Regions from separate parts of the Homo sapiens genome. Here region 2 is linked to region 1. The links are chromatin loops, found by intact Hi-C in ENCODE. Cell type or tissue: adrenal gland. All regions are shown on one strand. Each heading gives the region's core, and the rest is flanking DNA. Links, peaks and the distances in the headings are about the cores only.

Region 1 (2,894 bases), core at 87-2,586:
CTGTGTTGTTGCCGCCCGGCCCTTCCCTCCACAGCTCTCCTTCCTCCCGCCCGGCACTTCTGTGGACCCCTTCTTAGTTCACAGGCACGGCTGGGGCCGCTCTGTGCTGGCGCCTGCTGGCCACTGAGGGACAGGGACACGTGCCACCTGCTCATCTCTGCCCTGAGGTCACCCCGTGGTCCCTCCACGTGCCCATCTCTCTGCAGTGCCCTCCTCGCCTGTGCAGCCCGCCCACCCACAGGCTCACCCCTCCTGCCGGCTGCCAGAGGCCCCCTCCAGCAGGGCCTCTCTCCGTTGCCCCAGCTTCACTCTCTCCCTCAGCACCTGCCCTGCTGGAGGCCCCAGCCCTCCGTGGACAGCAGGGGCCACGTGGAGCCCGGGCCGCTCACCCGCCACCCAGTGCTGGCCGCCTTCTTGGTGCCAAACCCCCTTCCCCCACCCAGAGACTGGGCAGCTGTGTCTGGTTCGTTCTTTGCACTAACCACATTTGTCATCTCTAGGGCAGGCTGGGGCTGCGGGCTGAGGGGGACCGCTGGCACCCCCCTTCCCTCCCTTCTTGGTTCCATTTCCATCCATGACAGGTACAGCATCCCAGGAGCCCGGCCTGAGGGGCTGGACCCGAGCCGGCTGTGAACATCCCTCAGCCCCTGCTGTCCCCCCTTGGGACTAACCACTAACCTCACCCCCAAACTCCACGGGTGCCCCTAGCTGGCCCAGAGCCGGCAGTGTGAGCCCAAGTCCGGGCTGGAGCCGAGGCCGGAGCAGCTGTCTGGGAGTCAAGGCTGCAGTAGCGTTTCTTCATGGGGTGCTCCAGGGGGTGCCACAGACCGACAGGCAGCCCAAGGGCCTGGACACCCCTCCCCAGGCAGGTGCTGCCCCAGGAGGACTGTCCTCGGGAATGAACCTCCCGCGGGCTTTGGACTGAGGTCCCTGTGGCCTCGGTCTCCTCCCCATGAAGTGGGAGCGAGGCTCCCCAATGGTGCTTTTGGCTTTAGTGTACGATGTTTGCTGTGCTTCCCGCCGTGGAGGGCAGAGCCACCCCACATCAGGATCGGACGTGCTACCCCTCCCGGTCCCGGCCCTGGCCCAGCCAGCCCAGCCCTCGAGGCTCGATGCCTGTGCCAAGGCCAGGGGCAGCCAGAGGGCAGCTGGATGGCCACGTGCAGGGGTCAAGGCTGGGCCCTGCAGTGGGGCGGGCCGCCAGCCCCAGCAGTTTACAGACGCATGGCTCTTCCTCCCAGAGCAGCCGGCAGCTACCTGGACCGGAAATGTCCTCATCCCCTCCCTGGGGCCAGGCTCTGCCCTGGCCTTCCTCTGTGAACCCCTCCTTTCTTTGTGCTGGTGTCTGGGACCAAAAAGGGGGAATATGGGAGGGCAGAGTGGGGAGGGGAGTCCATGGGCCTGGGGCCCCAAGCCGGGGCGTCTGAGCTCCCCAGGCATGACCAAACCTCAGTGGAGGGGCCTCTGCTTCAGGCCCCGCCTGGCTGACATTCTGAGCCCCCCTCGGAGGCCCCGCCACAGCCAACCTGCCCAGTCTTTCCTCTGGGCTTGACCCGCCAGGGGAGTTCTCCAGGCCTAGGGCCAGGAGAGAGGCCCTGGCACCCTGGCGTGGGTGCCCGCCAAACGCCCTGCGACCGCTCAGAAGCACAAATGCTGTCCATGGCCGTGAGGCTGCCTGCCAGGTGAATGGACATAGCGTGAGAGGCGGTGAGGCCAGGGCTTCCAGCCTCGTGCTGTCTCGGGACTCCTGACCGTGGTGTGCGTGTGTGCCCGTCTGTGACTTTCTACTCACCAAGGTTGAAGAAAGGAAACGGGGAAAATCAAAAGGGGTTCAAACCCCACCTCAGTAGGTGGAGGGGAGCGCCTGCCATTGGTTGTATTTTTGTTCTGAGTTTTCGGTGCCGTGTTCCTAACTACTCCATCCCATGACCTCGCCACACCTACTGGGGCATCTGGCTGGTGCCTGCTGCCATGGCCAGCCCCCACTCTCACCCTGCACAGGGGGTCTTGCAGCCCCCAGGCCCACAGCCTCGTTGGGAGGACAGGGTGGCCCTGGGGACAAGAGGGAGGAGCCCAGGGGCTTACCTCACTGAGAGTGCTCCCCAGCAGGCATCCACTACCCCAGGGCCCCCCACATGTCATGGCAAGGTTGGTAGTGAATGGGCCTGGTTGGGAGCAGCCCCTGGCCCATTGCCCACCCACCCATCTCACTATGCAATTCGAGTTCCAAGCAACATTTGCTCCTGCCCTGGGGCCAGCTCTGCCCCAGCCCTGAGAGGGGTGGTGAGGCAGCCCCCTGGACCCCAGAACCCCAGACAAGGGGGCAGGCGGGGGACCAGGGCCTCTCCTGTGGGATCTTTGTTTTGTGTTTAACCATAATGGTTGTGTACTGAACCACTTCATATTTGTTATATATAATATATATATATATAATCTCCTTAAGACTCAGCCTCCTGGTTTACCCCCCCGGCCTGGGCATCTGACCTCCCCCACCCCAGTGTGATTTAACATCCAGGAACTGAGGCCTGAACCATTTTGCATTTCCCCCTCCTCCAGCCTCTGTAGGGCCATGGCTGTATGTACTGTCGCTGTGTTTTTTTGTTTTTTTAGAACTGGGTTTGGGGGCTGATTTTTATTTCTTTGGGGGCTTTTTTTCTTGGCAAATACTAAAAATCTCGTCAATGTAATTTCTGTGGTTTCTATTCAGCTTGGGTTTCATGTTTTAAAATAAATTTTAAAAAGCAAGCCTCTCTTCCTGAGCTGCTTTGGCTCCTGGCTGGGCGCTGGTAGGGAGTCCACGGCTCCAGGCAGGGGCATTGGGGGAACAGGGGGACACTGAGGGTGGGGCCGACCAGGTCAGCTCCGAGGGGTCGGCTGGGCGGGGCCTCTTGTGG
Region 2 (2,894 bases), core at 179-2,678, 190 kb before region 1:
TCCTGGGCTCAAGCAATCCTCCCACCTCAGCCTCCCAAAGTGCTGGGATTACAGGTGTGGGCCACTGTACCTGGCCTATTTCAACTTTTCTATGTGTTTGAAAATTTTCATAATAAAATGTTGGGGAAAATGTTTGTGGATTTTAAAAGTGCACCCTGGCCTACCATAGCACCCCCAGCTCTCGGTCCCCTATTCAGGGGCAGCCTCTGAAGCCAGGTTTTCCAAATCCTTCCAGAGGCAGTCAGTCAGCAGTCAAGCATCTGCACGTCTCTTCTCTGTCCCACCAGTGAGGCAGGCCTTGGCAGCAGACGGGTCTTGGCCTTGTTCTGCCCTTGCCTTTTTATTGTTGTTTGTTGTTGTTTTTTGAGATGGAGTCTCACTCTGTCACCCAGGCTGGAGTGCAATGGCACAATCTTGGCTCACTGCAACCTCCGCCTCCCGGGTTCAAGCGAATCTCCTGCCTCAGCCTCCTGAGTAGCTGAGATTACAGACGTGTGCCACCATGCCTGGCTAATTTTTTTGTATTTTTAGTAGAGACATGGTTTCACCATGTTGGCCAGGCTGGTCTCGAACTCCTGACCTCAAGCGATCCTCATGCCTCGGCCTTCCAAGGTGCTGGGACTACAGGCACATCCACCGCACCTGGCCCCATCCTCTGCTCTCAGAAGGGAGGAACCACCCTGGGGCTTCATGGTCACCCCCTACACATATGGCCCTGATGGGTCCCCAGCCCTGCCTGGGTGGTGCTGAGCCCATGTCGGCCTCCCAGGAGCCCAGGCTGGCTGAGCTGCAGGAAAATCCGTGTCATCCCTGCACTGACATTGGCCACAGAGAGAGGCAGGACAGCTGTCACTGAACCTGCAGGAAGCAGGTGAGTGAGGCACAGGAGTCCCGGCCGCGATGGGGGTGTGGGGGGCACTGGCAGCTGCAGCAGGCCAGGCTGAGACTTCCTGGGGCTGGTGGACCACTCACTTCCTTGGTGGGGATGGAGGCAGGTGGACCCACGTGGACCATATCCTACTGCACTTGCCCGGCCCTGTACGTGCCCCTCCTCACAGCCACCCATCTTACAGAAGGGGAAACTGAGACTGTGATTCACTCAGGTCCACGCAAGGTTTCTTCTCCCACCATTCAGCTCGGAGCCGAGCTCTGGGCTCTGCAGCAAACGGGACAGGCTGGGCCAGCTCCCCTCCCTGGTTCTCCTCCTCTCAGCCCCTGGACTCAGGCCCAGGCTGTCCTCTTGTGGAAACCAAAACTGTGGATTCAGGAATGCGGGTCCGCCTGCCCCGAGCTGGAAATGCGGGTCCACCTGCCCCGAGCTGGGAATGCGGGTCCACCTGCCCCGAGCTGGGAATGCGGGTCCACCTGCTTGCCCTGAGCTGGGAGTGCGGGTCCACCTGCCCCATGCTGGTAAAGGAGCTTTGCTCCCTGGCTTTGGGTTGAGGCCATGTCGGGAGTGCCCTCTGCTGGCCGGTCTGTTCCTCACGGGGCCCTGAGAGGGCTCCCGTGGGGAGGGATCAGCAGGGCATCCCCCCACCCTGGGGAGACCACCAACCTCTGTCCTGGTGGAGAGGGAGGAACAGAGCAGAGGCCAGAACAGGGGAGAAGTTGGTTTTAAAGCAGAGGTTTCGGCCGGGCGCGGTGGCTCACGCCTGTAATCCCAGCACTTTGGGAGGCTGAGGAGGGTGGATCACTTGAGCCCAGGAGCTCGAGACCAGCCTGGGCAACATGGTGAAATCCCGTCTCTACTAAAAACAAAAATTAGCTGGGCGTGGTGGCTCATGCCTGTAATCCCAGCACTTTGGGAGGCCAAGGTGGGTGGATCACCTGAGGTCAGGAGTTTGAGACCAGCCTGGCCAACATAGTAAGACCCCGTCTCTAATAAAAATACAAAAATTAGCCGGGCATGGTGGTGTGCGCCTGTAATCCTGGCTACTCAGGAGGCTGAGGCAGGAGAATTACTTGAACCTGGGAGGCGGAAGTTGCAGTGAGCTGAGATTGCGCCACTGCACTCCAGCCTGGGTGACAGAGCAAGACTGTGTCTCAAGAAAGAAAGAAAGAAAAGAAAGAAAGAAGGAAAGAAAGAAGGAAAGAAAGAAAGAAAGAAAGAAAGAGGGCAGGGAGAGAGGGAGGAAGGGAAAGAAGAAAGAAAGAAGGAAAGAAAGAAAGAGAGAGAGAGAGAAAAGAAAGAGAAGGAAGGAAGGAAAGAACGAAGGAAAAAAGGGAAGAGGGGAGGGGAGAGAAGGAGAGAAGAAAGCAAGCAGAAGTTTCAGGCCAGGCACTCCTGGGGGCAGCTTTGCCTGCAGCCGATACCTTCTTTAAGTCTCACCATAGTGGCAGGTGTTTCAAAACAGAGATAGCAGACAGCACTTGAACCTCAGATGTTTTAAATTCAGAAGATCTGCCTGCTCTGGGTCCACAGGTCCCTGTGCATGGTTGGAAGGAGCTGGGCAGGATGGGGGTGGGGGCAGTGTGTGTTTCTGTTAGGCACAGACCCCACCAACCCCTATTGCCCTGTGTCCGCCTGCCTCACTTAGGCACGTTTGCCCTCCTGGCCCTGTGAGCATTTGAGTCGCTCCTTGACCCCGCAGAGAGCCTGGAGCTTTTGGCCGGCACGTGTCGTTAGGAGGCCTGTGGACCTGACCCTCCAGGGGCTGCAGCCTCCTTACCCGGGCAGCTGTGTTTCCCTGGACAGGCCCAGCCCAGGGCATCTGCCTGAATCTCACCCCAACTCCAGACAGAGAACTGAAGGGGAGACAGGTTCTCCCAGAGACGCGGCTTAGCGCGCCGGGGGCAGGGGCTGCCCTGCTCGACCTTCCGCAGCCGCTTTAGCTGGAGACAACACCCTCCTGATGCCTTTTGGTCTCTGGAGGCGTCAAGGAGTGTGTGGGCAC

Evidence for each region. Hi-C counts contacts between places; a loop is a spot of excess contacts. Peaks named below come from ENCODE experiments on the same cell type or tissue, not always from the same donor. Only the 100,000 strongest peaks of a DNase experiment are listed, where the experiment ranks them.
Region 2: it touches region 1 in a loop (2.0-fold over the local background); 6 of 110 quality-filtered maps call a loop at or near these places.

What each region holds. Positions count from the first base shown.
Region 1 is chr7:2,662,058-2,664,951 of GRCh38, forward strand. TTYH3 (tweety family member 3) reads left to right here. Exons shown (of 14, transcript NM_025250.3): 14 at 1-2,745. Among named protein-coding and RNA genes, the nearest start is that of AMZ1, 25 kb to the right of the region's middle. RefSeq lists an enhancer at 2,818-2,894. In adrenal gland, for the core only: no CTCF peak of the experiment used is centred there; DNase peaks (open chromatin) are centred at 285, 479 and 1,245; H3K27ac peaks cover 2,284 bases.
Region 2 is chr7:2,467,635-2,470,528 of GRCh38, forward strand. No RefSeq gene overlaps it. Among named protein-coding and RNA genes, the nearest start is that of GRIFIN, 7.3 kb to the right of the region's middle. In adrenal gland, for the core only: CTCF peaks have their summits at 1,489 (motif pointing left) and 1,700; DNase peaks (open chromatin) are centred at 1,196 and 1,447.